Regions from separate parts of the Mus musculus genome. Here region 2 is linked to region 1. Evidence: chromatin contacts called from ENCODE Hi-C or POLR2A ChIA-PET data. All regions are on one chromosome and are shown on one strand. Each heading gives the region's core, a stretch centred on a gene start or an enhancer-like site at or near the end of the contact. The rest is flanking DNA. Distances are from core to core; before and after follow the strand shown.

Region 1 (4,034 bases), core at 687-3,186:
ATTGAATTGAAACAAAAACCTTTCCTTACAACAAAGAAAGAGATGGATGGAGGGAGGGAGAGAAGGTGGGGAGGGAGGACAACAGATCTCATAATGAACCAGCAAGAAAGGCCACAGGGCCAGGAGTCTGAAGAAAAGCTTGTAACCCAGCCCTCTTCCCAGGACCACTCGTGTAGACTCTGCGTACCAGTATGGAAGATGCCCTGCTTCTCCTCTGGGGGAAATGAAGGCTTAGACCTCCTGGGCTAGCTGAGAACTTAAATACCCATGATGGCTGATCTTCGCTGACACCTTGACACACCTGAGAAGAGGAGACTTCACCCACCCAGGAGCTGCAGCTGTCTTTGAGCTCCCATGCCCCTACAAAGAAGCCTAATAAACCCACTGGTTCGCCACGCTGGACTTTAGTGGGCCAGTGCCCTATCTGCGGCGGTGAATAGACATTTGTTTGTGTCTTCCCAGGAAAGTCACAGAATGCAGTAACTTGTAGAAATGCCAGCGTGGACTGGGAAGGAGAAAAGATTTGGGTCTCCTTCCCACCTGCCACATTGCTCCCTCTGGCCCTTTACCAGTTCCCTGTGACTGCTGCCTATTGACAGTAAATAAAAGGCACAGACAGACCTTGGCCTGATGGAGACCCACCCCCAAAAGAAGCATTTCTGGAACACAATTGCCACATTGAAAAGCCTTGTAAAGAGAGGCCTCCAACCATAACCATGGGGCCCTCTCACCTCTAGAAATACACTTCCTCCTGTCTACACATCCCGACATACAAACAATAACTCCATCACCAGGAGACCACAGCACAAAGAGAAAGGGGGAAGGGACAGAGGGAGGAGAGAGAGAGAGAGAGAGAGAGAGAGAGAGAGAGAGAGCAAGGCGTAAATAAGATGTGTGTGGGCAGACAGGAAAAATGATTGAACGGCAGAAGACATGAGGATGCATTTGACACAATGGCTTTTACATCACACCTACACACACGGCTAATATAAAGTACGTTCACAAACAGGTCTGTATCTGCGACGACGACGACGTCACACATTCTGTCTTGCGACTAGAAACAGTATTTGCACTTTGTACCCTGCACTGAATTATTTTATACACAAGATCACCTGGCACAGCTCCTGTCCCCAAGATGCAAATTAACATTTTCACAAGGGGTGGGGAGGCTGGGGGAGAGGGTGGGGGTGGGGGACCAATGTGCTCTGCTGGCCACACTGATATTACTGGGCATGATGGATGCTGCCAGTGCTGTTGCCTAGCAACCCAAGACCCTTCCAGACAACCCAGCAGCCTCGCTAGTGCGCAGTGGCAAACAGGGCTGGTTCAACATGGCACTGGGCACAGAAAGATAATAACGTGGGGGTGGGTTTTGGGGTTTTTTTTGTTTTTTGGTTTTTTTTTTTGTTTTATATTTTTGGTAATCATTCTTGATGATTTCCTGAGGAGATCAACATATCTAAGAGCAGCCTGAGTCCTACATGAAATGAGAGCTGGAAAAATCCCAGGGTTTTTGAATTACCTCCTACTCTGCTCGGGAGAGTTGTGGAATTTTACTGGCTGGTCTCCTGACAATCTCCCCACCGCTGGCCCTCGCCGCTACAGTCTCAGAGTGACTCACCAGCATACCCTCAGAGCTGTTTGTCAGCCTTGTCATGAGTCACGGTTTTTTCAGCTTTTTTTTTCCTCAAACTGAAACACTTGACATTTTAGAATGGGTTTGGGGAAGGTTCTTTTAAAAAAAAAAAATAAAAATAAAAAAAAATAAAAGAAAGAAAGAAAAGAAAATGTAAGCCACTCTCTGGCTTTGTGTGCAAGTGTGGGGGTACGTGGGAAGGGGTGAATAATGACTGCCTGTGCAGGTAAACAGGGACACGTGACCAGCAGCCAGCAGAGCGAAGGCAGCTGGGGGTGAGGGACGGACATTCCCCTAGGCTGCATCTTAGCAGGACACAGGTTGGCCAGCATCCACCCACTTCCAATCCATTCCATCAGAGTGACAGAGTGCTCCCCTCACCTCCCAACAGAGAAATCAGCCCTCCTTCTATGCTCCATAACAGAACCACACAAAGCTCTATGGGAAAAAAAAAAAAAACATCCCACAGGGAAAATTAAGGAACAAAGAAAACTGGAATCTAAGATTAAAAACCGAGAGCCAGAATTGCTGCCGAGAGATTGGGTCCCATTGGACAGAGGTGGGCTGGTCTCTGGGCCTGGATTCTAATCCTGGCATTAAGTATGGGAAGGTAAGAAACTTCTGCCCATTTGAAGGGCCAGCCAGGTGTCTCATTCTGTCTGTCCATTAGCAAGCTGTCTGGCTTGCTATTCCCCATTGAGGGCTCCTCAGACTCAGGTACCTTTTAGCTCTCTCGGGAGCCTTGAACCACATCAGATATGTCATCAGCTCAGTGCACGCTGTATGTCTGTAAGGAGACACAGTTACAAGAAAGAATTAACTAACTAAATCCAATTAACCTCTCAGAACCCCTATTAGTTCCTGTATTTAACAGGATGAATTCAGTATGCCCCGTCAGCCCCACAGAAAAATAATGAAATCTAGGAGTCAACGAGACTGAATGCATTTCTAAGCGTTATGCAATGTTTTCACATTATAAAAAACATTATTGGAAAAGAAAAGGAAATAGTTACCGGAAATGCAGCAAAAGCCGGGGATCGGGGATCAGGGATCAGGCTAACTCCATGCCTGGTGGAGAGTCAGGAACAGGCTCATGACAAGAGTCTCCTTTTCAAGTTTGGAGTGAGAATCAAAAGTCCACATTATTTGCATCGTTGAGCAACGGCATTGAAGATTCAATGTTTAAACCACAAATGCTTTTGTGTTACAGCAACTTAGTAATTTTATTACCTCGCATGCTTTAATTAAATGTATTAAATCCATTCCCTGAACATAAAAGTCCTAGGGATAGATATAAGACAGGTAACTGTTTTTCTTTTTTTATTATTATTATGGAAATATTCAAACATGCACAAAAACTAGAGGAGATGGCCTTAATAAACCTCTCAATGTTTATCTACTTTTATTTCCTGTGGATGCGATTAAAAAAAAAAATACCTTACTAAGAGAAGGGTTTACTTAGCTCACAATCCCAGGTTGCAGTCTATCACTTCAGGGAAGTCAAGGCAGGAGCCTGAAGCAGCTGGTTACGCCTACAGTCAAGAGCAGAGAGAACGGGGAGTCGGGGCCTGCATGGGAGCGCCCAGCTGGGTCTCTCTGTTCTCACACAGTTCAGGATCCCTGCCAAGGGAATAGTGATGCTCACAGTAGGCAGGGCTTCCCATCTAACCTGAACATCCTTCATAGACATGTGCACAAGCCAGGTTCAGCTAGACACCCCCTCATTGAGATAATTATATGGTGTATCCAGCTGTCAACACTGACCACCACAATGCTCATCACACTGCGTCTAGCATCATTACCAATCGCCAGTCTTATTTCATCTACTCCAGGTACCACATCGTGTTGTTTCAGATTTTAAAAAAAATTTTTTTATTAAAAATGTATTTATTAGGTACCCAGTGTTCTGCCTGCATATATGCCTCCATGCCAGGAGAGGGCGCCAGATCTCATTATAGATGGTTGTGAGCCACCATGTGGTTGCTGGGAATTGAACTCAGGGCCTCTGGAAGAGCAGTCAGTGCTCTTAACCACTGAGCCATCTCTCCAGCTCCCTATTTTCTTTTATTATAACTATACAACGGTGTGAGTGTAAACTCATGTTCAGTTTGTTTTATTTGTAGAGTAATGGTGTTCTGTCTGTAAGAATGTCTATGCATCATGTTGCATGCATGCAGTGTTTGTAGAGACCAGAGCATCATCAGATCCCCTGGCACAGTTTCAGATGGTTGTGAGCTGCCATGTGGTGCTGGGAATTAAACCCAGGTCCTCTGAAAAAGCAGTCAGTGGTCTTAACCACTGAAGCCACCCCTCCATCTTCTCATGTTAAAACTCGATCCCACTGTGGTGGTATTAGGAAATGGGGTCCTTTGAGGTGGTTAGATTATTAAAAGTGAGC
Region 2 (4,307 bases), core at 1,244-3,743, 180 kb before region 1:
CTTTACTGGCTTATCTTGGGTGTTGTGTTACAGTAACAGAAAGCCGACTCAACAGCCTTTCCTCCTTGGCTTGAGAAATGTTTTGAGTGTTCCTCAAATCAGATCTTTAGGAAGGAAGAGAGGGTGAGGTCAGCTCATCTCAGTGCACCGTCCCTGGCCACAAGCAAGGCCTTTGGTCATATGGCCATTCTTGGCCACAGAGATGACATGGAATGGGGCTAAGGTGCCTGGGTGAGCGGGTACAAAGGAGCCTAATCTATGATTACCCATTTCAGCATTTTTCAAATGTAGTTTTGAATCTGATTCACAGAGAAGGCAATCACCCAAGGGCCACTGCTGCACTCAGGCCTCAGCTGGGGTTCCACCTGGCAAGCCTGGTGAGGCCTTGCATGGAAGGAGGAGATTTGGGGTGGGTGGTCCTAGGAAACAGGACTCTGGTACCACATGGAGTGAAGCGGGGAAGGAAGAAGAGCTGGGAGGGACCTCTCTCATCTAGGAAGCAGAGAGCCTGCTCCTCTCTCTTGAACCTCCTGCCTCGGGACAAGAAAAAGGACCCTCTGGCCTTAAGCTTTCGTCCGTGTGTGTGTGTGTGTGTGTGCGTGCACGTGTGTGCGTGTGTGCGTGTGTGTGTGTGTGTGCGCGCGTGTGTGTGCGTGCACGTGTGTGTGTGTGTGTGTGTGTGTGTGCGCGTGTGCGTGTGTGTGTGTGTGTGTGCAGGGGGATGTTTATCCCCTTACAGCGCGCGCATGTGTGTGCACGTGTGCGCGCGCGTGTGTGTGTGTGCGTGTGCGTGTGTGTGTGTGTGCAGGGGGATGTTTATCCCCTTACATTTCAGGGTTGCATGCACTTGAATGCCAGGCCATTGTCTCAGAGAAGCCTCGGGGAGAAAGAGAGGCCTGTGGCAGAGATGAAACAGGGGACCATCTGGTGCCAACTGCATAAAGCTAGTCTTGCCAGCCATGGCAGACATCTAAGGCAGACCCAGAGGTCAGAGAGTCACATAGAAGACTTGCTCCCATATGATACATTATGAAAAACAATCCTTTTTCCATGTTATCAGTGTCTATTATAAAAACTTCATGTACATTAGAACCCTTGAATCCATGTTTAAAATCAAGCACCAGGGGGGCTTGTTTCTGAAATCCTTAAGCCTTGCAGCATGCCCACGTGCCTCATTTCTAGAAAGTTCTACTTCTTTAGCACCTAGGAAACAGTACACAAACAAATTTCATGACAACCATGTCAAGTCCACCAGATAGAAGAAGGAAGTCAGGAAAACCTATCTTTATCACAGTGCTTTGATGCTCAGATTAAAATTTAGGTTGAAATTAACTAGAGGCTGGGGCATCAAAGACTGCTCTCATGACCTCATGTCTAAAATTCTGATATACTGGGCTTAAAATATCAACTGCTATTTGTATCCATTTGTTCGCTATAAATGAAAAGCCAAAATTAAGCATAATTATTGCTATCCTTTCTCAAACACTGGGTTTCTGATGTCCAAGGTCATTTCCCTCGAGGGACAGACTTTGATGTGATAAAGGCCATCCTCAGAGACAGTGCAGACGGCCAAGAGGCCATTTACCGAACGGTGAGGATGAATTCCACCATGGCGCTCATGTTCCCAGTGCTTCATAAAGGATCCACTCTGGACAGGGACCGAAGGGCACAGAGCTAAGAATAAAGGCCGCTGGGAGCAGAGTGATGGTTAGAGTCAGCTCAGCTCACAGATGAACCACTACCAAGTCTGAGCATGCTCAGTCGAACAGCCATCCCTGTCTTACACCGGCCCAGAGCGCCTGGAAATGCTGAAGGAGAAGAATGCTATTCAAATACTCTCTAAAAACTCTCACTCGCTGAAAAATTCAGAAATACACAAAAGTCCAGAAAGCACATTAAGCCCTCAAATGCTCTGTTCGCCCAACTCAAGCAACTACACAGCCAGTCTGAGATACTTGAGTTTGAAGAGGTGATTTTTTTTTCTCCTGCAGACAGGAAACCCAGGAAGGTTTTCCTGCCTCCCAGAGGGCCTGTGACCTGGTGGCTCCGTGGTTCACTGGCTCCATTCAATCCTCTCTTTATATGAGGGAACGCTATCTTCTATCCCTCTCTTGGGCTATTTCTCAGGCTTGCAGCAAATGAAGTGCTCTCTGATTCAGGGATGGAGACATATAATCCCAGCGTTAAAGGATGGAATTTTCCAACTCGAGAAGCCACACAAGTACACAGGCAAAGCATCGCTGCCGCTGTGAGCAGAGGCTTCTCAGAATCTCCAACTGTGCAACAAAGCCACAGGAAAGTGGAAGAAAAAAGTCTGACAATAGGATAATTGTTCCTCCTCCACCAGCAACTGCTACAGCATACCCCTTGGTGGGCTGGGCTGGCAAGCAACAAACAGATGTTGCCCAGCCCTTCCTACACTGGCCAGCAAGCCCAGAAGGGCCTGTTGCTTTCCAGAAGACCACAGTTAGACACCATGGCTGTGGTCACCACATTATCTCATAAGACAGAGAGAGGTATGCAAGCCAGCCAGCCAGCCACCCACCGTGGCTCATTCGCTCGCTCACAAAGAATCCAGAGCTGGCGGCATGGATGGGCTTTCTGGCTGTTGGACCTACCACTTGCCTACTACACTAGAAAAACAGCAGAAATGGGCCAAGAATCCGCAGTTCCCTAAACCCTAAAATATCGACCAGCCTATCCAGCGTTTCCATCCAAGGAATTGTTGGTTCTGACACAAGAAAACCCTTAGGGGTAAGAACAGAGAGTCCAAGAAATGCATGCATGTGGTTATTTTTTGCCACTTACTGGCCCTTGTCCACACTCTGGAAAGAAAGGAAAATCTATTTTAAACACCAGCTATTCAGCACTGAAACCCCACTGGTCTATCTATAAAGCCTGTCTAATTGAAATGCTGACTCCAAATTTTAAGACTCTAGGGTCTCCTTCCCGCTGCTCCAGACTCGAAGTGTTGTCCACTGTCTAGGTACAAAACAGATCTCACTCCAAAGGGAACATGAGACGGTTTGTTATACGAGAGTCGCGCCATGGCTTGGGAATAAAGATTCAGGTTGTCAGGAGTGGCATGTTCCCTTATGACACGGCTACATTAACTCTTATAATCACAAAATAAAAGATGGTCAGGGACCAAAGCATCCTCAAATGCTCCCTCCGGTGGGGGCATCAGGTAGGTGGCCAACCGGAAAGCCGAGAAATCTCTGTCATAGGTCACAGATGCCACAGATGCTATGCTTAGCTCCGGGGCCCTTAGAAAGTAGTGATGTTTCACATTCCAAAGTCAAGACGATAGTTAAAATGTCCCACTCACAGTAGAAGCCCACTGAGAGAAAACCATTCCTTTCTGGTCAAGGGAATGGGATCTCTGGCCTGGGTGGTAACCTCACATTTCAGCCGGGCAAGTGAGTAACCTGGGAGGGGGAGCACCTCTCCCTGGGAGGGGGAGCACCTCTCCCTGGGAGGGGGAGCACCTCTGCCTGGGAGGGGGAGCATCTCTCAGGAATGTGATTCCCATCCCAGAAAGGCAGATCCACCTCAGCCATGCCAAGGAGGTAATACAGTTTTCCTTCCCAGACTCCAGGCTCCATGAGCATGTGCTTTCAGGGCCACAACCACACAGCTTCACGCACCGGTCCCTTTCTGAGTAACTTGGACCAAGTGTGACTTTTCCTTTTCTCTTCCTCTGGTTTTGCCTTTTCTCTAACGACACCCATGCTGTCATGTGGCTGCTTGCCCATGACCTCCATGTCAGCTATCACTCAAGCACATGGTCTTTTCTTTTCTTTTCTTTTCTTTTCTTTTCCTTTTTAATTAGATATTTTCTTTATATACATTTCAAATTTCAAATGCTATCCCAAAAGTTCCCTATACCCTTCCCCTGCCCTGCTTTCCTACCCACCCACTCCTGCTTCTTGGCCCTGGCATTCCCCTGTACTGGGGCATATAAAGTTTGCAATAAAAAGGGGCCTCTCTTCACAGTGATGGCCGCCTAAGCCATCTTCTGCTACATATGCAGCTAGAGACACAAGCTCTGGGGGTACTGGTTAGTTCATATTGTTGTTCCACCTATAGAGTTGCACACCCCTTCAGCTCCTTGGGTACTTTCTCTAGCTTCTCCACTGGGGGCCCTGTGTTCCATCCTATAGATGACTGTGAGCATCCACTTCTGTATTTGCCAGGCACTGGCATAGCCTCATACAAGACAGCTATACCAGGGTCCCTTCATCAAAACCTTGCTGGCATATGCAATAGTGTCTGGATTGCACATGGTGTTTTCTATTTCCCTTCCC

The links. Hi-C counts contacts between places; a loop is a spot of excess contacts on that map. ChIA-PET counts read pairs that join two places held with the same protein, here RNA polymerase II (POLR2A).
Region 2: a map of mouse embryonic stem cell shows a loop between it and region 1 (2.4-fold over the local background). The contact joins two enhancer-like sites. A Hi-C loop is called at or near these places in 1 of 37 maps with a recorded cell type or tissue (mouse embryonic stem cell). POLR2A ChIA-PET finds 5 or more read pairs at or near these places in 1 of 5 experiments (Patski).

The regions. Positions count from the first base shown.
Region 1 is chr16:91,960,275-91,964,308 of GRCm38, reverse strand. D430001F17Rik (a long non-coding RNA gene) reads right to left here. Exons shown (of 4, transcript XR_876250.1): 2 at 3,074-3,168; 3 at 2,650-2,743; 4 at 1-2,423. Among named protein-coding and RNA genes, the nearest start is that of D430001F17Rik, 8.3 kb to the right of the region's middle. Within about 2 kb of position 1,936, at least 1 of the 3 ENCODE cell types and tissues checked has a DNase peak (open chromatin) inside an H3K27ac peak, as active enhancers do.
Region 2 is chr16:92,137,807-92,142,113 of GRCm38, reverse strand. The region is part of intron 1 of Gm41496 (a long non-coding RNA gene); the gene reads right to left. Among named protein-coding and RNA genes, the nearest start is that of Gm41495, 13 kb to the left of the region's middle. Within about 2 kb of position 2,493, at least 1 of the 3 ENCODE cell types and tissues checked has a DNase peak (open chromatin) inside an H3K27ac peak, as active enhancers do.